Linked DNA regions of Homo sapiens: regions 1 and 3 are each linked to region 2. The links are chromatin loops, found by intact Hi-C in ENCODE. Cell type or tissue: ascending aorta. All regions are shown on one strand. Each heading gives the region's core, and the rest is flanking DNA. Links, peaks and the distances in the headings are about the cores only.

Region 1 (7,967 bases), core at 2,105-6,104, 670 kb after region 2:
CTGGGGGAGTGAGGCCAAGAGGGACAGACCCCAGACCCAAGAGGAAGGGCAGCTTGGGCAGAGGGAGTGGGGGCTCCCAGCGTCACGTTGAACCCCCATGGTACCGTATCCCAGGTACTCTGTCTCCCCGGGTGGGGACAGGGCTCAGGGCAGACCCCGGGATGCTGCATTCATCCACCTGCTGCTGGACACTCCCACGGCTGCCCTTCACGGCCCCACAGCCTTTGGAGTCCCACACTCACCTCCCCGGTACGTTTTCCACTTGTAGAATTTCCCACGGAAAGGGATGCTGTCAAATTCAGAACACTGCACTTCTCTGAAGTCCTGGGAGCCAGGGGGACAGTCCTGGGGGCAGGAGAGGAGAGATGGAGGGAGGCCAGGCTTGGGGGGATGGAGTCAGAAAAGGGGTGCTCAGAGAAAGATGGGCTGGAGGAGGGAGGCTAGAGGCAGGGAGGCCAGGGAGGAGGCTGTGGTGGTCTGCGTGAGACTAGGCCTGGAAGGTAGCCTGGGCTGGGCGTGTAGACACATCTGGGATAGGACTGGATCCCTCATTAGAGGTCTGAGGGTGAGCTGGGCAGGACACACCTGGGTTTCTGGTTCCAGGCTATGGAATCTTTCTTGCTTGCTTGCATTTTTTTTCTTTTTTGAGACAGAATCTCACTCTGTCGCCCAGGCTGGGGTACAGTGCATGATCTTAGCTCATTGCAACCTCCATCTCCTGGGTTCAAGCAATTCTTCTGCCTCAGCCTCCCGAGTAGCTGGGATTACAGGTGCATGCCACTATGCCTGGCTAATTTTTGCATTATTTATTTATTTATTTATTTATTTTTAGACAGAGTTTCGCTCTCGTTGCCCTAGTTGGAGTGCAGTGACACAATCTCGGCTCACTGCAACCTCCGCTTCCTGGATTCAAGTGATTCTCCTGCCTCAGCCTCCCAAGTAGCTGGGACTACAGGCGCGTGCCACCACGCCTGGCTAATTTTTTGTATTTTTAGTAGAGACGGGGTTTCACCATGTTAGCCAGGCTGGTCTCGAACTCCTGACCTCAGGTGATTGACCCGCCTCGGCCTCCCAAAGTGCTGGGATTGCAGGCATGAGCCACCTCATCCGGCCTAATTTTTGTATTTTTAGTAGAGATGGGGTTTTGCCATGTTGGCCAGGATGGTCTCGAACTCCTGACCTCAGGTGATCTGCCTGCCTCAGCCTCCCAAAGTGCTGGGATTATAGGTGTGAGCCACTGCACCTGGCCACATGGAGTCTTTCTTGAGAGAGAAGGTCTGGAAGGGATCAGGGTTTATAGAAAGTGCTAGCATGTGGATTCTCTGAAGACCTGGTTCCCCCCAGCTGGGAGGCTGAAAAGTCCAAAGCTCTCACTGCCCTCTAAAACACCCCCTCCCCAGTAAACTTCTCACTGCTCACTGATGGTTGCAGGTCAGCTGAGGGCACAAGCAGAGGACAGACACCTGTCACTGGGTTTGGTGAGAGGAAGCTTCAGCTACAACTTTGGGGGATGACAGAAGGCAGGGGTAGGACTCTTCAGGGGAAGTTGGGCTGTAAAGGGAGGGGAGAGACTGGATGGTAGGGGGTTGTGAGGGCCAAGCAGTGATTTCAAGGTGGGGGCTTGTAGTCTAAATGTAGGAGGAAAAGAGAGCTGGAAGGAGCCAGGTCTTTAAGGAGGAGGGGTTGGGGACGAGAAGGTGGTGGGGGTCAGGGAGAGGAGGGAAGAGAGGGGTGGCGGCTGCAGGTTCCCCAGGAGGCAGCAGGTGCCTGGATGAAGCACTCTGATAGCGTTTTTGTTTTTTTTTTTTTTTTTGAGATGGAGTTTCGCTCTGTCACCCAGGCTGGAGTGCAGTGGTGCGATCTCGGCTCACTGCAGCCTCCGCCTCCCGGGTTCAAGCGATTCTCCTGCCTCAGCCTCCCGAGTAGCTGGGATTACAGGCGCCTGCCACCACGCCCAGCTAATTTTTGTATTTTTAGTAGAGACGGGGTTTCACTATGTTAGCCAGGATGGTCTCGATCTCCTGACCTCGTGATCCGCCTGCCTTGGCCTCCCAAAGTGTTGGGATTACAGGCGTGAGCCACGGTGCCCGGCCTCTGATAGCTGTTTTTAATGCTTCCTCCCCCCACCCCTCAAGGGGTTTGGGGGAACTCACATCCGTGTTGCAGGAGCGGTGCCGCCTTCTCTCACCCAGACAGTACTTGCCCCCGATGGTTGGCCTGGAAAGGGTGGTGGGATAGGAGAGGGATGAGGCAGTGGGCGATGGGGGCAGGGGTCGCGCTGCCCTCCCGGGTGGGGGTCCTGAGGGCTGACCTGGGGCTGTCGCAGTGACGGCTAGAAGAGGACACGCCGCCGCCACAGGTCCGGCTGCAGTCGCCCCATGGAGTCCACGGCCCCCAGGCTCCGTCCACACCCTCTGGGCGCGACCCAAAGGGGACACAGACCCGTTTGTAGCACCACTGGGTGGGGGGAGACAGGAAGGAGTGAGTCCAGCCCGGAGGACACTCGTCGGCCCCATGCACCGTTCCCCACTCCAGGCCCCAGCCAGAGATATCAGCCTCTCCGGGATGGGCAGAGGCGGGGTCTGAACATGCGAACAGAGTCAGGTTACGTAGGAGAGTGGTCTGGGAGACAGACCAGGTACAAGCGAGAGGCGTGGCCTGAGCACAGGGTGCTTAACGGGGAGGGGTGTAGACAGGACCACGATAAGCGTGGAGACGAGGTGGGGCGTGGCTTCAGGCTGGGGAGGGGAGGTCTACAGGCAGTAGGCGTGGCCAGAGCCGAGGGCAGCACAGGGGATGGGCGTGGCCAATGAGGGAGAGAGCAAACAGTAGGCGTGGCCAGAGCCGTGGGAATCATTACACGGTGGGCGTGGCCAACGCGGGAGGGAGTTAAACAGTAGGCGTGGCCAGAACCAAGGGACGCATAGACGGTGGGCGTGGCCAACGCGGGAAGGAGCAAGCAGTAGGCGTGGCCACAGCCGAGGGAGCACAAATGGCGGGCGTGGCCAATGTGGGAGGGAGCAGATAATAGGCCGAAGGACAGGCGGGTAGGCGTGGCCAACGCGGGAGGTGGCTCAGGGGGCGTGGCCCAGTTGGGGGCCCTGGCCGGCGCTCACCCCCTTGTCGATGGTGTGCGTCTGGCACAGCGTGCCCTCGGCGGCCGGGATGCTGTTGGTGATGCACCGGTTGCTCTTGCTCAGACACCACAGCTCGCTGCAGACCTCCTGCGGGCCGAGGTGCCCGCTCAGGCTCGCCCCCCTCCCTTCCTCCCTGGGGCAGCCCGCCCGGCTTGGGAGGACCCAGATGTCCGGCTCACTGCCGGTCCCAGAGCAGAGAGCCCGGTGCTCCCTTCCTGGCTCGCGGTGGGTCTTCGTGCATCCCCTTGCGGGGCATGGCCTGTGACTTATACTCTCCCAATAAGCTCCATTTATGGAGCACTTTATACATGCCATATACCTCTTTAGGCAGTACTACCCCATCTTACTGGGAGAAAACCAAGCTTCAGACAGGTAAGGTCACACAGCTACTAAGGGAATAGCCTGGAGTTTAACCCAGCTCTTTAATTCAGAGTCTGTGCTCTAACGAACTTTGCAATTCAGTTCCTGGTGCCTTCTGAGTTTCTGGAAGGAAACGTGGGAACTGCTGAGGAATGAACAGGAAGGATTTGGGGTTCTTTTATGGGATGGGCAAAGTAGCCGAAGAGAAAGTGGTGGTTCTGAGAAATCGGCCTGGATGATGACTAGGCCAACGGCCTCATCTCTAGTTTTTTCCAGCTGTTGGTTCTCTTTGTTCCCCCATCTAAACTGGAGAAGCCCCCAACACTTTTAAGCTATGTGGAGGGGTGGGAGTTTGGGAGGGGACAATGCCGAGTTAGGTCTGTGTGGGACATGCCTCTCTTTCTCCAGGTGAAAAATCAGCCCCACCTTCTTCCCGTCTGAATCCTGGATGGGCTGAACTAGTCCCAGGGACTCACTCTGACTCTTAAAGTCCAGGTTAATATCCCTGGAGAAGCCCCAGTGAGTTCAGGTGAAGCAAAATCTCTGACCCTCTTGGCCCACATCCTAAGCAACCTCCCAGCGTCTTTCCTCTAAAAAGTAGGTGGTCCTCTCTGACCCTCTTGGCCCACATCCTAAGCAACCTCCCAGCGTCTTTCCTCTAAGAAGTAGGTGGTCCTTCTGTAATTATCAAGTGTAATCCCCGCTTTGAACCCAATTCTTGTAAGCTTTCCAGATGTGGGACTGGATCGATCAATGGCCACAGGAAAGGACCCTTCCTAGGTCAGCCCCTGAGAGATACCTGTACATATGTAAGAAGCTGGAAGAGTTGTTCTCAAATACATTCTCCCTCAAAGGTCCTCTAGAATCTCTGCCTTCTGCCTTATAGAGGACATTTCTCAGCTAAAAACTCAGACTGTGTCCTCTTGGCCATATCTAAAAATATCACATCAGTCCTGTCGCAATCCCACTTCTGACACCTCTTCAAGATAATGATTTCAGCTCTGCTTTTGTCCTCCTCTCCACAAGGAGGCACTGTGGCATATTTGAGTTGTGCAGAGACCTCAATTCTGCTACCAACTTGCAATATATTTCCCCTCTCTGGGCCTCAGTTTACTCATCTACAAGATGGGCAGCCTAATGCCTGTCTTGCCTATATAAATGGCTATGAGGCACGTGACAGGATAGATAAGAAAGGACTTGCACCAATGCCATTATGGGGTAACAATGACCACCACTATCTCTGGACCAGGCACCAGGCTGAACCCTTTACATATATTAACCAGTTCACATTTAGTAAATAAATCCCCCTTTGCCAAGATGGCCTGAAAGATGTTCCTTCAAAAACTAAAAGGAAGGCTCAATTCAACATATAGCCAGTGCCAGCCCAAGCTTGATATTTTGACAGCTCCTCCCCTCCCCTGCCCCTTTGTAAAATTTAGAGAGTCATGAGAGACCTGGATTTAAATCCCAGCTCTGTCATGGTCTCAAACTGTGGCCTTGGACAAGTCATCCTCCCTATGCTATGGCTCAGTCCCTTCCTCTGTAACGTGGGGGCTAGCAGGATTGTCAGGAGTTTAGATGGTGACACACAGCACATGCTTAGCCCATAGTGAGAGCTCAGTAAATGTCAGACACCATGATCATTGTTAGGATACCTGGGTCACAGCAGATGTTGAGGAGTAGCTTCAGAATTCTTTAGGAATTCCTTAGAGGGTGCTGCAGTTACCAGCTAAGTTAGGATGTTGGGGGGTGTCAAGGGTGGAATGTCAGTGAAATAGAAATTGTTCCAGGGTTTGTCTCTGTCTTGCAGTGGAATGAAGGGAGGGCAATTTGGCAGCTGCTTGCCCTCTGCTTTGCATTAACATGGCATCACAAAAACTCTGATCGTTTGAGTTGTGATAGTGTGAAGAACTGGGGCTGAACCTGGGCCCCTAGGGCTGAGACTGTGAGGAGCTTAGGGGTGCATTTAGGGAATCGAGGCAGGTGGGCAGAGGAGGAGCAGATCCTGGCTGAACCTTGGTGGCTGAAGCAGGAAGCCAGCAGGTCTTCAGCTTCCTGGGGGGAGCTGGGAGTGGAACCTCCTGCCCCCCAATGCCCTTCTCTATGCACGAATGGGGCTTTGGGAATCTAAACCTCAGGAAAGGGTGGGGAGAGGTCAGGAGGCTCAGAGCTCCTCCAGACAGGGAGTCCCTGGAAGGTTCTGTCTAGTTCTTTGCCAAGTAGGAAAGATGGCTCATCCCCAGGGAAATTATTTCCGTCAGGACTGGATGTTTAGTTAAAAACTGCCCCGTGAGAGGTCTTGAGACTTTGATCCTGCTGTAGCCCACAGGGGGTGTGATGTGCCAGACAGAAGCTGGCCCCCCAGCCCAGCCCTCAAATCAGGGGTCTGGAGAAGCAGGTGATCCCATTTTTGTTCCCAAGCACTGTCTGATTGCTTAGGACATTTTGCACACTCCATGCACCTCTGTCCTCCCAGGTCACCATGGGGGCTCACCTCACCCCCCTTCCCGGTTCTCCCACCCCCTCACTTCCCAGGTGGGTGCCCTGGTGGAGTTCCCTCCCCCAGCCCCAGCGGCCCCCTCCCCTCCCAGGAAGGAAAGCAGGAAGACTCTCTCTACCCCGTATTTACACTGACGCGATTTGACTCCATGCTGAAAGCGGCATTGCTCATCTGCATCGTAGGCTTGGCCCGGTGCCACTGTCGGGTACACAAAGTCCTGTCTGGGGGGCCGGTTGTTCAGGCAGAGCCCCAGGCCCGAGCTGCCTCGAGAGAAAAGCAACTGTCATGCTAGGTGGCTGCAAATCAAGAGCTCAGGAGCCTCAGCTGGATGGGGGTCCCAGGGAGCATCCCTGATTTCTATCGTCTCCCGTGTACCCTGCCCCACCATGAGTGTGACCCGCTCTGAGGGACACCCAGGTGCATCCTCACTCTAGAAAGCTGGTGATGTAGTCACGGCTGCAGGATGACCACACGAATGGGTTGGTCTTCATGGTAATGTGGGCAGCCATGAGCTTGGCTGGGTCCTGACCACGGGCCCCACAGCTGTTTCCCACGCCGTCATGGTTCATGCCGAATCTGGGGAAAGGGGTGTCGGCTCTGCCGGGCGCTGAGGGACCCGCCCAGCTCCTCCCCTCCTCCCCCTCTTGTGTGCCCTGGCCTCACGTGTGCCCGATCTCGTGGGCAATGGTGAACGCTGTGGCCAGGCCAATGTCCTCATTGACGCTGCAGCTTCTCTCGCGCTCACACATTCCGCCCACCGGGGCCAGGCCTGGGAAGACGGACATGTGGGGATGGGGCTGGGAGGCTCAGGACGGTGCTGGCTGGCCCCATCCACCTGCCAGGTCTCACCCCAGCCCACTGCCTTCATAGGCGCCTGAAACCTACGGGGCTCGGGTACCTAGTGTGCCGCAGGGTTTGTTCTTGTAGATGCAGATGTCATAGCTGTAAAAGGAGACAGGGTCAGTGAGGGGGCTGGGCTGTCTCCCTAAGCCCTGCTGATGCCACCATGCCCAGCTCTGGGGGTTGAGTCCTGCCTTGGAGGCGCCATCTGCCTCTCACCTGAAGCTGCATACAGGAGTGACTGACCACATGAATGAATGAATGCATGCATGCATGCATGAGTGGGAGAATAAGTGAATGAGGGCATCGGTGCCCAAATGGTCCCAAACCTCCCTTACCCATTATTCTCAAGCAGCCCCTCCCCATCCCTGGCTCCCTCATGGGCAGCCCAAACTTCTCTGCTCCTCCTGACCCTAGCAGAAGTGATCTCTGTTTGGACTCTCATGGTTCCCTGGACCATCTGTTTTCTCAGCCCCAGTCCTAGACCTCTCCTGTCCCCTCACCGTGTGATGAGCACTGCTGTGTCATGGTTAGCCACACCGTTCTCTGGAATGGCATTGCCATGGCCGCTGTGGTTCACGATGGATTTCTGCCACTTACAGAAGCTGTCCAGGGACTTCCCGGCATGGTGGGTGATCTCCAGAGTGGGCTGGGGATGGACAGAGGGAAATGCATGGGCACCCACCACCCAGGGGACGGCAGGACATGCTGGTATGAAGGGGAAGGGGAAGGGGAGGAAGTCCCCCGCACCTGGTCCTCCGTGAGCAGGATGAGGCGAGTTACGAGGATGTTAACGGTGCTTCCCAGACTCGAGTCCTGGAAAAGTTTGGCAACCTGACCTCCAAGAAACAAGAGAGACCGAGTCTTAAGAGGAGCCCAGGGTAGAAAATGAAAAGCAAAAACAATGATAACAGCTTGCTTTCATCAGGCACCTACTGTGTGTCGGGTCTTAGGCTAAACCTGCTATTAGGGTTTTTTGTTGCTGTTGTTGTTAAAGATGGGGGTCTTGGTATGTTGCTCAGGCTGGTCTTGAACTCCTGACCTCAAGTGATCCTCCTGCCTGGCCTCCCATAGGGCTGGGATTACAGGTGTGAGCCACCATGCCCAGCCATGTATCAGTCTTTTCATGA
Region 2 (4,324 bases), core at 1-4,000:
GGCCAGCATCCTCACCTTCTTCAACTGACCAGTCGTGGTTACTCCCTGCTGCCAGGTCCTTCCCCTTCCCGGGGGTATTCTGTGACCATGAATAAAGTTATCATTCTCTTTCTCTTTCACCTGTGACTTAAAGATGGAAGTGGGGGCCCTGAAGTGTCAGAGCTTGGGGGTCACAGGGCTGGGGGTGTGTGCCAGGGAGGAGAGCTGCCACCTGACTGGTGTGATGAGGCCTGGGGTGAGGAGCCCCTTGGTGACTGTGAAGCTGACAAGTGTGGATGGGGAGAGCCGGCAGGGCACCTTGGGGACAGGCGTCAGGGATGGGTTTCAGAGTAGGGCAAAATCACATCGCACAGGTGGAGGGGAGAAGGCAGCAGAGAGTGGGGGTGACCCGGTGGAAGGAGTTGAGCCCCAGGCTGGGCGGTTAGAGGAAGATAGATAGGGGTGGGCTGCCCCGAGTGGCAGGAGGCTAGTGGGAGTGGAGTGTCCCCTGGGGTGGCTTTGGGACCTCAAGGATCCCTAGAAGGCGGGGAGGGAGGGGTACTGGAGTCAGGGCTGACCCCAAACCCCTGGGGGTGCTGGGACCCCGCTTGAGGCCCCCTCCATCAGCTTCACCTGCCCTGTGGGTGTGGACCGAGGGTCGGGTCCTAGAGAGGGAAGCAGATGTCCTCCCACGGCACCGCGTCCCACGCCCAGCTAGTAATCCAAGTCGGTAAATTCTCCGTTCTCGGAGCCTGTGCATTCACCCAGCCTGCCTTTTATAGAAACGCTCATTCCTCCCCCCACACACTGCACACGGCTCCCCTGGGGTGCACATCTCTTGGGAGGGCCTTGGAGCACAGCCAGCCCACTCCGTCCGTGGTCACCGCCCCACCGCACCAGACCCACAAACGCTGCCAATGGTGGTGGGCAGGGGGAGGAGGCTTAGGCTGCAGGTACGGTCGGTCGTCGGAGCCTCCCTCCAGGGCTGGCAGAGGGTGCGCCTCCCAGTTCCCCACAGGGCTGAGTCTCTCTCACCACCCCCGGCGCCTCCCCAGATCAACAGAATTGTGTGTGGAGGGGAGGCAGCTGGGGGTTACACATCAGCCCCCCCCCCCAAAGCCGGTGAAAGGTGCTTGTGATCTTGGTGTCTTTGCAGCCCTGGGAAGCTTTAAAAACATGCAAAAGCCAGACCTGGGTTCCACTTCCAGCCCTACCAGACTCTAGCCATGTGACTGTGGGCAAGTCAGTCACTGGAGCTGCCTGGCCCTCGGTCTCCTGGCCTGTAGAATAGGGATGCTAACAGGGCCTGGCTCATTCTCACGATCCCGAAGAGGAGACAGGCTATAAACAGGAGGTGCCAACTCAGCACGCTACTTGGCATGCAGTAAGCGCTCAATAATAGCTTTTATTATCATGTTCGGCTCAGAGGCAGGGAGGAGTGGAACGGCATGGGAGGGCTGCGGGAGGCACGGCAGGGGGGTCAGGGGCAAGTGGCAGGAGGGCGGATGGGGGGCAGCGGTGGGCACCGGGGCAGGGCGCGCTGACCTGTCCTGGGGCCCGGGTTGGGGGCAGAAATGAGCCTGCCCACGCTGTCCCGCCACGGCAGGCGCCACGCATCCTCGACACAGCCGCCATGGCAGGCCTTCGGGCTCCGTCTCCGGGACAGGCGGTGCAGGGCAAATTGGTATGCAGCGTCCGCCCCGTGGGCCCGGGAGAGCCTGCCCCGCAGGGACCAGAGCCCAAGGACGGGCTCAACACTCAGTCAAGGTGGGGTTGACGACGGCCAGACAACAGGGGAGGGAGGAGGGACAAGGGGGTCCCCACTTCCAGGGACGCACAATAGCAGAGCCACTTACACGCTGGGGAGGGGGCGGTGCGGGGGTCCTCCTCCCGCCCGGGATTCAGAGTCGGGGGTGGGGGCCAGCCGGGCGGGTGAGATGCGCAGAGAGGAAGGGACAGGGCGGATAAAGGCACGAGGTGGGGCTCCGGCCAGGCCAGGAAGGGACATGGGAGGGGTCTCGAGGGGGAGGGGCTGGGCTTCTCCCAACTCCCTCCCCCTCTCCCCCGGGCTGGGGGCTCCGGGGCGGGATCCTGAGCGCAGTCCTGGCCCCGCGGCGCCCCCCGCCGGGCCGGCCCTCTGAGACCCCGGCGCAGGGCCGGCTAGGGGGCGCCGCGCCCCTCACACCAACGCGTAGTCGAACTGCCCGCGCTCGAGCGCCTCCTTGTGGTCGGTCCAGGACGAGGCGGGCATGCGGCTGTAGGGGTCGAGCAGGATGCGCACGCAGCGCACCATCAACAGCACCAGCACCACGAGCAGGCAGAGCACGAAGGCGAACACCGTGCGCTGCTCCGCGTCCAGGCCCGCGCCCACCGGGGGCCCCGTCGACGGCGGCAGGGGCTCCGGCGACAGCGTCCACGTCGCGCTCATGGCTCACATCGCCGCGCGCCCTGCGGAGGAGGGGACCCGCCCCGGGCGCCGGGGATGAGGCTGCGCCCTCCCTCCCGCGCCTCCTCCGCTTCGCCCCCTCCTGCCGCCGCCGCCGCCGCCTCCCTTAACGTGCCCGACCCCATCCCCCGCCCGCGCCTCGGTCCCCGGGCTACGCCCATGCCCGGCCCGCCGGATCGCCGCCACCACCACGCGGGGACCCAACTCTGGCCGTGCGCGCAGGTGGGGGCGCTGAGAGCCGGGAAACGGAGCCGCGCCCGGCCTGGGCCGCACACAACAGGTGCGAAAGCGCGGCCGCGGCCCGGGCGCGCGGCGTGGGGACGGTCCCCGCGGCCCCTGCCCCCGCTCCCTTTGTTCTCGGCGGCCTGGGACCCCCTCCCCCACCGCCCCCGCCCCGGCGCGCCCCTCACCCTGGCTTCGACCCGGACGGGGACCGACCGCCCGGCGGCCGCGCTCTCTCAGGGACCCGCGCCGGCTGCGCGTTCGGCCTCTCCCCGGCGGCGGCGGCGGCGGCCCGGGCTCCGGCTCAGCCCACCCCACCCGCCCCTGGAGCGGCGGAGACCGAGGCAGGCAAGCAGCGCGCGAGCCGGGCCGCCGCGGCTGTTCCTATGGCGACGGGGGCGGGGCCGCCGCGGGGGGCGGGGCTGCAGGGGGCGGAGGCTGCGCAGGGAGCGGCGCGCGAGCCAGCGACCCCGCCCGGGCCTGCGGGAGGACGGAACCCCAGCCCCGAGGACCCGCGAGCACCCACGACCTCGCCGGGGAGTGGGCAGCTGCCACTCCCACCTCCCCTGGCACTTCGGGCCCCCCAGCCTGCCCTGTGCCTGCATTCTCCTCCGCGATAGACCCCACTCGAGACTCCCTGTTTGTGGGGGGACCTCAGTGGCCCTAAAACACTCATATGGGCACTCAAGCTCCCCCGGCCCTGGGGACCTCAATTCTCAGAGAGCTCAGGCAGGTCACTGGGATGAGTAAGTCCCCCTAGTTTTGTCTGTCACTGGCCTCGTCTTCCAACTCAGGGTCCAGCCCTGGGCAAGGCGTCCACCCACTGCGGCTGCAGTTCCTCACTCGACCTTGACCGCCTCCCACAGCAGCCGCCTGCTCCCACCCCCACCATCGCCTCGGCCACTCCCGCGCCAGAGAAGACACTTCAGACTCCGTAGCTGCTCTTCTGCAATTCGGTGTTTTATTCTTTCCAAATCTCAGGCTTATGCACAAGATGGAAGAGCACTGTTAAAATTAAAAAATGGACCTAAAGTGGCTTGGCTGACGTGGCTAGCGGGCCACTGAGCCGCGGGTCCCGGGTCCCACCCTGCTGTGGGGGGAGTCCCTGGGCCCTGGGGCCTCTTGGCACTGTGTGACCTGTGTGCACCCCAGGTGACCAGGCGCCGGGACCCCTGCAGGGCAGAGCAACAGGGCAGGGGTTGGCCCTGCGGGGGAGTGTCTCCAGCTGCCGCGCACCCGCAACAGCCCGTTGTCCCCTCCCGGGCCAGCTGGTCTTGCAGCCGTCCTGGCAGAGCTGGGGGCAGAGCCCGCAGTCTTGTTCCCAGAGGTCTGGAGTTGCCGCAGGTGGTGTTGCGGTGCCTCTGTGCCTGATGACCCAGGCCGGGGCTACCTGGCTCCGGCACCACACTCAGAGAATCTGCTCGGTGCTGGAGGCCGAGATGTCCAGGAGCCGCCAGGCCGCGTAGGGGTTGAGCTCGTCCTGGTCTCGGCAGAGCGCCCACACGTACAGCATCCGCAGCACCTTGTCCTGCAGGGTGGGGTGGGAAGGGCACTGTTGAGAGGGTTGAGGTGACCCAGGCAGCTCTGGGGGGGGGCCAGGCTCTGTGGGGCAGGAGCCACCGGCAACTTCCCCAGGGGCTGGGAGCAGAGGCCAGCACAATTGCCTAGACTCAGGAA
Region 3 (7,967 bases), core at 1,208-5,207, 1.9 Mb after region 2:
TCCCAGTTTGTAATCAGTCTTCAAAGTGTTGGGATTACAGACGTGAGCCACCGCTCCAGGCCTGGTTTTTCCACATGGATTATGTACATGTGGCTTCTCACCACGTTGAGTCGATGCCTGTCAATTAAGGGATAACTAATCAACTGAAGACTTTGTCACTCTTATTGCACTCATAGGGATTCTCCCCCATGGAAAGTCTGTCTTGACAAGCAAGCAAGTGCATTGCTACATTAGAAGCTGCTGCCATTTAGGTTGGGTGTGGTGGCTCATGCCTATAATCCCAGCACATTTGGAGGCCGAAGTGGGCGGATCAGTTGTGGTCAGGAGTTTGAGACCAGCATGGCCAACATGGTGAAAACTCATCTCTACTAAAAATGCAAAGATTAGCCGGGCGTGGTGGTATATGCCTGTAATCCCAGCTACTTGGGAGGCTGATGTGGGAGAATCGCCTGAACCCGGGAGGAGAAGATTGCAGGAGCCGAGATCATGCCACTGCAACCCAGCCTGGGTGACAGAGCAAGACGCGAGACTCTGTCGCAAAAAAAAAAAAAAAATTGCTGCCATTTTCAGAGCACCTAGACTGCTTCTGCCTTGTCTGAATTCCTTCAAATTGAGTACGATGAATGCTTTGCCATAGGTTCCATTATAGTCATGACATTCATAAGGCTTTTCATACACAGATATTTTATTCTGATAGTCATCTAAACAAAAACTGAATTCTGTGTAAATATTCAACATGCGAGTCTCATTTATGGACGACGTGCCTACTTGTGAGACCTCTCTGTGAGTAAGCATATTTTGAATAGGTTTAGAATGTTCCCCAAGTTCATGAAACTCAGAAACTCTCTCCTGAAGGGTGGCTTCTCTTGGGCATAGACAAGGAGAACCTTGTCTCCAGGTTCTTCCCATTGTGGGGTGGCTCTTCCATCTCATGGCCTCCCTGACTCGTGCTGCGGAGAACCGGCAATCATCCTCCTGCATCTTACTCTCTTCCGGCCAGCAGATTGTTTTCCCCAACTTTATTCCGCTTTGCAGCTATCTTTTTGGTGCTACATGGTCTTCTGGTCTGAAATGAATTGGGAAAAGAAGTAAATCAGGTTTTTGTTTTTGTTTTTGTTTTTTGTTTTTTGTTTTTGAGACAGAGTCTTGCTCTGTCGCCAGGCTGGAGTGCAGTGGCGCGATCTCGGCTCACTGCAACCGACTCCCAGGTTCAAGCAATTCTCCTGCCTCAGCCTCCCAAATAGCTGGGACTACAGGCGCGTGCCACCACGACCAGATAATTTTTTGTATTTTTAGTAGAGACCAGGTTTTACCATGTTGGCCAGCATGTTCTCCATCTCCTGACCTCATGATCCGTCGGCCTCAGCCTCCCAGAGCGCTGGGATTACAGGTGTGAGCCACCTCGCCTGACCATCAGTTTGTTTTTTGTTTGTTTTTTTGAGACAGTGTCTCACTCTGTCACCCAGGCTGGAGTGCAGTGGTGCGATCACAACTCACTACAGCCTCAAACTCCTGGGCTCAAGTTATCGTCCTGCTGCAGCCTCCCAGTGCTGGGAGTACAGGTATGAGTCACTGTGCCAGGCCTTCAAAATTTATGTTTTTGGATAAAAAATGATGACATAATGGTGCTTTGTTTTGTTTTGTTTTTGACACAAGATCTAGCTTTGTCACCCAAGCTGGAGTGCAGTGACGTGATCATGGCTCAATGCAGCTTCGACTTCCTGGGCTCAGAGGATCCTCCCACCTCAGCCCCCCAAGTAGCTGGAACTACAGTTGCACACCACCATGCCCGGCTAATTTTTGTATTTTTGGTAGAGACGGGGTTTCACCATGTTGCCCAGGCTAGTCTGGAACTTCTGAGCTCAAGCGATCCGCCCGCCTCGGCCTCACAAAGTGCTGGGATTACAGGAGTGAGCCACTGCATCCAGCTCGATAATGGTGATTTTTTTTTAAGATTTTTTTTTTTTTTTGAGACAGAGTTTCACTCTTCTTGCCCAGGCTGGAGAGCAATGGTGTGATCTTGGCTCACTGCAACCTCCGCCTCCCATGTTCAAGCGATTTTCCTTCCTCAGCCGCCCGAGAAGCTGGGATTACTGACATGTGTCACCACACTTGGCTAATTTTGTATTTTCAGTAGAGACGGGGTTTCTCCATGTTGGCCAGGCTAGTCTTGAACTCCCACCCTCAGGTGATCCGCCCACCTCGGCCTCCCAAAGTGCTGGTATTACAGGCATGAGCCACCGCACCCAGCTAAGAATTTTTGTTTTTTTAAGAATAAGAAAAAAGACTCCGTCTGAAAAAAAAAAAAGGAAAGAAAAAAATAAAGTCCAGGCCCATGTAGATTTTTTCATATACTGACCTAAACATAAGAAGTCAGTGAGACTGGGAAATATGCATCATTGCAATATGCAGCCTCACAATATCTGGCCCTCATCTCTCCCTCACTGAGACCCCGCCCCCGTCTCTCACCTCATCGAGAACCCGCGCTCATCCTTCTCTGAGAACCCGCCCCCATCTCTCCATCACCAAGACCCTGCCTCCGTCTGTCCCCTCGATGACTCTGCTCTGCCCACCCCTCACCGAGATCTAACCTCTGTCTGTCCCCTCACCGAGTGAAGGGGGCCTCCCCCTCCACACCTCTGGGTATTTCTCGTCAGGTGGGATGAGAGGCTGAGAAAAGAAATAAGACACAGAGACAAAGTATGGAGAAAGAACAGTGGGCCCAGGGGACCTGCACCGCTGGCTGTCTCTGAGTTTCCTCGGTATTTACTGATCATTATTTTTACTATCTTAGTGAGGGGAGTGTAGCAGGGCAACAGGTGGGGAGAAGGTCAGCAGGGAAACATGTGAGCAAAGGAATCTGTATCACGAATAAGTTCAAGGAAAGGTACTGTGCCTGGATGTGCACGTAGGCCTGATTTAAGTTTCACTTTACACAAACATCTCAGTGTAGCAAAGAGTAACAGAGCAGTATTGCTGCCAGCATATCCCGCCTCTAGTCACAGGGCAGTTTTCTCCTATCTCAGAATTGAACGAATGGGAATGGTCAGTTTACACGGAGACATTCCATTCCCAGGAAGGAGCAGGAGAGAGAAGCCTTCCTCTTATCTCAACTGCAAAGAGGCCTCCCTCTTTCACTACTCCTCCTCAGCACAGACCCTTTAGGGGTGTCAGGCTGGGGGATGGTAAGGTCTTTCCTTTCCCATGAGGCCATATCTCAGGCCATCTCAGAGCTTTCTTGGGCAGAGGTCCCTGCGGCTTTCCGCAGTGCATTGTGTCCCTGGTTAATCGAGAATGGAGAATGGCGATGACTTTTACCAAGCATACTGCCTGCAAACATACTGTTAACAAGGCATCCTGCACAGCCCTAAGTCCATTAAACTTTGATTCAATACAGCACATGTTTCTGTGAGCACAGGGTTGGGGCTAAAGTTAAGACTCACAGCATCTCAAAGCAAAACAATGTTTCTTAATACAGATCAAAGTGGAATTTATGTCTTCCTTTTCTACATAGACATAGTAACAATCTGATCTCTCTTTCTTTTCCCCACAACTGAGTCCCGGGCTCCATCTCCTGGTAGAGTCCAGCCCTACAGGGCTTTGCGGGTGTTCTCCCCATGTGTGGAGATGAGAGATCATAAGAAATAAAGACACAAGACAAAGAGATAAAGAGAAGACAGCTGGGCCCTGAGGACCACTGCCACCAAGACGCAGAGACCAGTAGTGGCCCCAAATGGCGGATGCACTGATATTTATTGTATATAAGACAAGGGGGCAGGGTAAGGAGGGTGAGTCATCCAAGTGATTGATAAGGTCAAGCAAGTCACGTGATCATAGGACAGGGGGCCCTTCCCTTATAGGTAGCTGAAGAAGAGAGGGAAGACAGCATACATCAGCATTTTCTTTTTTTTTTTTTTTTTTTCCCCCGAGACAGAGTCTCACTCTGTCACCAGGCTGTAGTGCAATGGCCCGATCTCAGCTCACTGCAACCTCCGCCCTCCGAGTTCAAGCGATTCTCCTGCCTCAGCCTCCCAAGTAGCTGGGATTACAGGCGCCTGCCACTGCACCCAGCTAATTTTTTGTATTTTTAGTGGAGATGGGGTTTCACCTTCTTGGCCAGGCTGGTCTTGAAGTCCTGACCTCGTGATCCACCCGCCTCGGCCTCCCAAAGTGCTGGGATTACAGGCATGAGCCACTGCGCCCGGCCCAGTGTTTTCTTTTACGCACTTATCAGAAAGATAAAAGACTTTAAGACTTTCACTATTTCTTCTACCACTATCTTCTAAGAAATTCAAAGAGGAACCAGGAGTACCGGAGGAATATGAAAGTGGACAAGAAAAGTGACCACTGAAGCACAGCACCACAGGGAGGGGTTTATGCCTCCGGATGGCTGCGGGCAGGCCTGGATAATATCCAACCTCCCACAAGAAGCTGGTGGAGCAGAGTGTTCCCTGACTCCTCCAAGGAAAGGGAGACTCCCTTTCATGGTCTGCTAAGTAACGGGTGCCTTCCCAGGCACTGGCATTACCGCTTGACCAAGGAGCCCTCAAGCGGCCCTTATGCGGGCCTGACAGAGGGCTCACCTCTTGCTTTCTTGGTCACTTCTCACAATGTCCCTTCAGCACCTGATCCTACACCCGCCCGTTATTCCTTGGTTATGTTAGTAATACAACAAAGAGTAATATTAAAAGCTAATGATTAATAATGTTCATACTAATGATTGATAATGTCCATGATCATCTCTATATCTAATTTATAACTATTCTTATTCTAACTGTTTTCTTTATTATACTGAAACAGTTTGTGCCTTCAGTCTCTTGCCTGGGCACCTGGGTAATCCTCCGCCCACAGACTCCCGCATCACTGAGTCCCGGTCCTCCTATCCTACACGGAGTCTCTACCTTCATCTCCACACTCAGGGAGACTCCACCTCGGTCTCCGCCTTCACTGAATCCCCGCCCCCATTGCGCCTTCACTGAGACACCAGCCCCATCTACGCTCACAGAGACCTTACCCCGTCTCCCCGTCACCGAGACCGCTCCCCCATCTCGCCCTCACCAAGTCCCCGCCCCCGCCTCGCCCTCACCGAGTCCCCATCCCTGTCTCTCCCCCACTGAGACCCCGCCCCCGTCTCGCCCTCATCGAGTCTCCGCCCCCGTCCTCCGTCATCGAGTCTCCGCCCCGCCTCGCCCTCACCGAGTCCCCGCCCCCGCCTCCCCCTCACTGAGTCCCCATCCCTGCCTCTCCCTTACTGAGACCCCGCCCTCGTCTCTCCCCTCACGGAGACCCCGCCCCCGACTCCCCCTCATCGAGTACCCGCCCCGTCTATCCTTCATCAAGTCTCCACCCCCGCCTCTCCCTCACCGAGTCCCCGCCCCCGCCTCCCCCTCACCGAGTTCCCATCCCTGTCTCTCCCCTCACCGAGACCCCGCCCCCGCCTCTCCCTCATCGAGTCCCCGCCACCGTCTCTCCTTCATCGAGTCCCCTACCCTTCCCGTCATCGAGTCCCCGGCCCCGTCTCCCCCTCATCGAGTCCCCGCCCTCTTCTCTCCCTTCACTGAGATCCCGCCCTCTTCTCTCCCCTCACTGAGGTCCCGCCTCTGACAGCCCCTCACCGAGTCCCCGCCCCCCGTCTCTCCCTCACCGAGTTCTCGTCCCAGTCTCCCCATCACCTAATCCCCACCCCTGTCTCTCCCTTACGAAGTCCCCGGCCCCCGGTTCCCCTCACCGAGACCCTGCCCTGTCTGTCATCGAGTCCCTGTCTCCCCCTCACCTAGTCCCTCTTCTCTCCCCTCACCGAGTCCCCGCCCCCGTCGTCCGCTCACCAAGTCCCCGCCCCCGTCTCCCCCTCACCGAGTCCCGCCCTCTTCTCTTCCCTCACCGAGTCCCCGCCCCCGTCGTCCCCTCACCGATTCCCGCCCCCGTCTCCCCGTCACCGAGTCCCCGCCCCCGTCTCTCCCCTCACCGATTCCCCGCCTCCGTCTCCCCTCACCGATTCCCGCCCCTGTCTCTCCCTCACCGAGTCCCCGCCCCCGTCAATCCTCTCACCGAGTCCCCGCCTCCGTCTCCCCTCACCAAGTCTCCGCCCCCGTCTCTCGGTCACCAAGACCCCACCCCCGTCTCCCCCTCACCGAGTCCCTGCCCGGGTCTTCCTGCCTCCACGTGGCGAAGCCGCACCTGAAGCCCCACCTGGTCGCAAAGGCTGGTGCAGGGGAAACCGTTGGTTCAGCTGCGGTTCCTGGGAAGGGGGTGCCGCTCTGATCACGCGCACTTCTGATTCCCCTCTCGGGGCTCGGAAGCGGCTGAGGGCTCTGGACCCGGTCTCCGAGGCGTGAGGCGGTGGGAGGGTCGGCGGCCGCGTCCTCCACGACCCTGGGGAGAAGTCCCAGTTTCCGCGCAGCCGACAACGGTTGGACCCCGTCCCTCCGGCTTCACTGGGCACCGTGGGGGCAGAACCCGGCGGCGGCTTGGGGTGGGGGCGGGACCACGATGGAGGGAGTCTGTTGGGCGGGACCTCGAAATGCCTCTGCTCGCTTTCCTCTGCATTCATGCGGCTTGTACGAGGATGCGCTGTTTCCTGGTGGTTTGTTATACGGCAGTAGATAACTGATACATCTCTCTTCACTACTTTGTTTGCGTTTTTATAGGTCAGGGTCTTCCTCTGTCGCACAGGCTGGAGTGCAGTGGCTCGATCACGGCTCACGGAAACCTCCAATCCCTGGGCTCAAGCGATCTTCCCTCAAATTCAACAGTAGCTGGAACTACAGGCTCGTGACACCACAGCAGGCTAATTTTTAAATTTTTCGTGGAGATGGGAGGTCACACTATATTGCCCAGGCTGGTCGCGAACTCCTGAGCTCAAGCGATCTTCCCTCTTTGGCGTCCCAAAGAGCTGAGATTGCAGGTATGAACCACCGCACCGGGCCCATTCTCAACATCTCTCAACAAACTGATAAAGAGCATGTAAAAAAATCTACAGCTAACATTGTAGTGAAATACTGAAAACTGTTCTAAGCTCAGGAGTACAGCAACGATGCCCACTCTCACGAATTCTATCAAGCATTGTAGTTACGGCCACGCGCGGCTCACGCCTGAGATCCTAACACTTTGGAAGGAAGATCGCTTTGAGTTCAGGAGTTTGAGACCAGCCTGGGCAAGATGGCAAAACCCTGTCTCAATTTTAAAAAATACAAAAATTAGCCAGGCATGGTGATGCATGTCTATAGTCCCAGCTACTTCGGAGACTGACACAGGAGGATCACTTGAGCCCGGAGGCAGAGGTTGTAGTGAGCTGAGATGGCAACATTGCACTCCAGCTGGGGCGACAGAGGAAGGCCCTGTCTGAAAAAGAAATTGGAAGAAACATTATCTACATTTCTTTTCTGCCATTATTTACAGACAACATAATTGTCTAAGTGGGAGATCCAAAAGAATCTAAATTGTTACACATAATGTGCGGGTTAGCAAGAATAGTGGCTAAAAACTCAATATGCAAAGATAATTGTCTTGTCTCTCTCTTTTTTTTTTTTTTTTTTTTTTTTTGACGGAGTCTTGCTCTGTCGCCCAGGCTGGAATGCAGTGGCTTGATCTTGGCTTGCTGCAACCTCCACCTCCCTGGTTCAAGCGATTCTCCTGCCTCAGGCCCCTGAGTAGCTGGGATTACAGGCGCATGCCACCACGCCCAGCTAATTTTTGTATGTTTTTAGTAGAGACGGGGCTTCGCCACGTTGGCAAGGCCGGTCTGGAACTCCTGACCTCAGGTATTCCGCTGGCCTCGGCATCCCAAAGTGCTGGGATTACAGGCGTGAGGCACCGCACCCGGCCGACTTGTCTCTTTTAACAGCAATATTACAACAGCAATAAAATAAGTAGAAATAAATACAACAAAAAAGTATGCAATATCTCTTCCGAGAAATTTGTAAACTACTATTGAAAGAAATCAAAGATGACCTAGATCAATGGATAGA

The links. Peaks named below come from ENCODE experiments on the same cell type or tissue, not always from the same donor. Only the 100,000 strongest peaks of a DNase experiment are listed, where the experiment ranks them.
Region 1: it touches region 2 in a loop (3.0-fold over the local background); 2 of 110 quality-filtered maps call a loop at or near these places.
Region 3: a loop joins it to region 2, with 5 times the contacts of the local background. A loop is called at or near these places in 2 of 110 quality-filtered maps.

The regions. Positions count from the first base shown.
Region 1 is chr19:8,589,647-8,597,613 of GRCh38, forward strand. ADAMTS10 (ADAM metallopeptidase with thrombospondin type 1 motif 10) reads right to left here. Exons shown (of 26, transcript NM_030957.4): 7 at 7,588-7,671; 8 at 7,341-7,486; 9 at 6,896-6,939; 10 at 6,661-6,766; 11 at 6,427-6,573; 12 at 6,116-6,257; 13 at 3,117-3,224; 14 at 2,312-2,457; 15 at 2,154-2,217; 16 at 243-345. Among named protein-coding and RNA genes, the nearest start is that of MYO1F, 16 kb to the left of the region's middle. RefSeq lists an enhancer at 2,155-2,753. In ascending aorta, for the core only: a CTCF peak has its summit at 4,514 (motif pointing right); a DNase peak (open chromatin) is centred at 2,925; H3K4me3 peaks cover 1,749 bases; H3K27ac peaks cover 2,189 bases.
Region 2 is chr19:7,923,132-7,927,455 of GRCh38, forward strand. It overlaps SNAPC2 (small nuclear RNA activating complex polypeptide 2), which reads left to right. Exons shown (of 5, transcript NM_003083.4): 5 at 1-119. CTXN1 (cortexin 1) reads right to left here and starts at 3,004. Exons shown (of 2, transcript NM_206833.4): 1 at 2,836-3,004; 2 at 1,360-2,427. The coding sequence starts at 2,407. The coding sequence ends at 2,159. It overlaps TIMM44 (translocase of inner mitochondrial membrane 44), which reads right to left. Exons shown (of 13, transcript NM_006351.4): 13 at 3,587-4,175. The coding sequence ends at 4,056. LOC124904629 (a long non-coding RNA gene) reads left to right here and starts at 2,274. Exons shown (of 2, transcript XR_007067120.1): 1 at 2,274-2,705; 2 at 3,442-3,679. RefSeq lists silencers at 2,299-2,388, 2,919-3,188 and an enhancer at 3,685-4,324. In ascending aorta, for the core only: a CTCF peak has its summit at 2,251 (motif pointing left); DNase peaks (open chromatin) are centred at 2,230 and 3,060; H3K4me3 peaks cover 1,739 bases; H3K27me3 peaks cover 928 bases.
Region 3 is chr19:9,786,745-9,794,711 of GRCh38, forward strand. It overlaps LOC100505555 (a long non-coding RNA gene), which reads right to left and starts at 6,436. Exons shown (of 2, transcript NR_148545.1): 1 at 6,190-6,436; 2 at 662-1,066. It overlaps LOC124904635 (a long non-coding RNA gene), which reads left to right and starts at 6,318. Exons shown (of 3, transcript XR_007067134.1): 1 at 6,318-6,409; 2 at 6,648-6,904. RefSeq lists silencers at 5,085-5,454, 5,795-5,944 and enhancers at 5,828-6,328, 6,329-6,829. In ascending aorta, for the core only: a CTCF peak has its summit at 3,580 (motif pointing left); DNase peaks (open chromatin) are centred at 3,587 and 5,157; H3K4me3 peaks cover 713 bases; H3K27ac peaks cover 1,985 bases.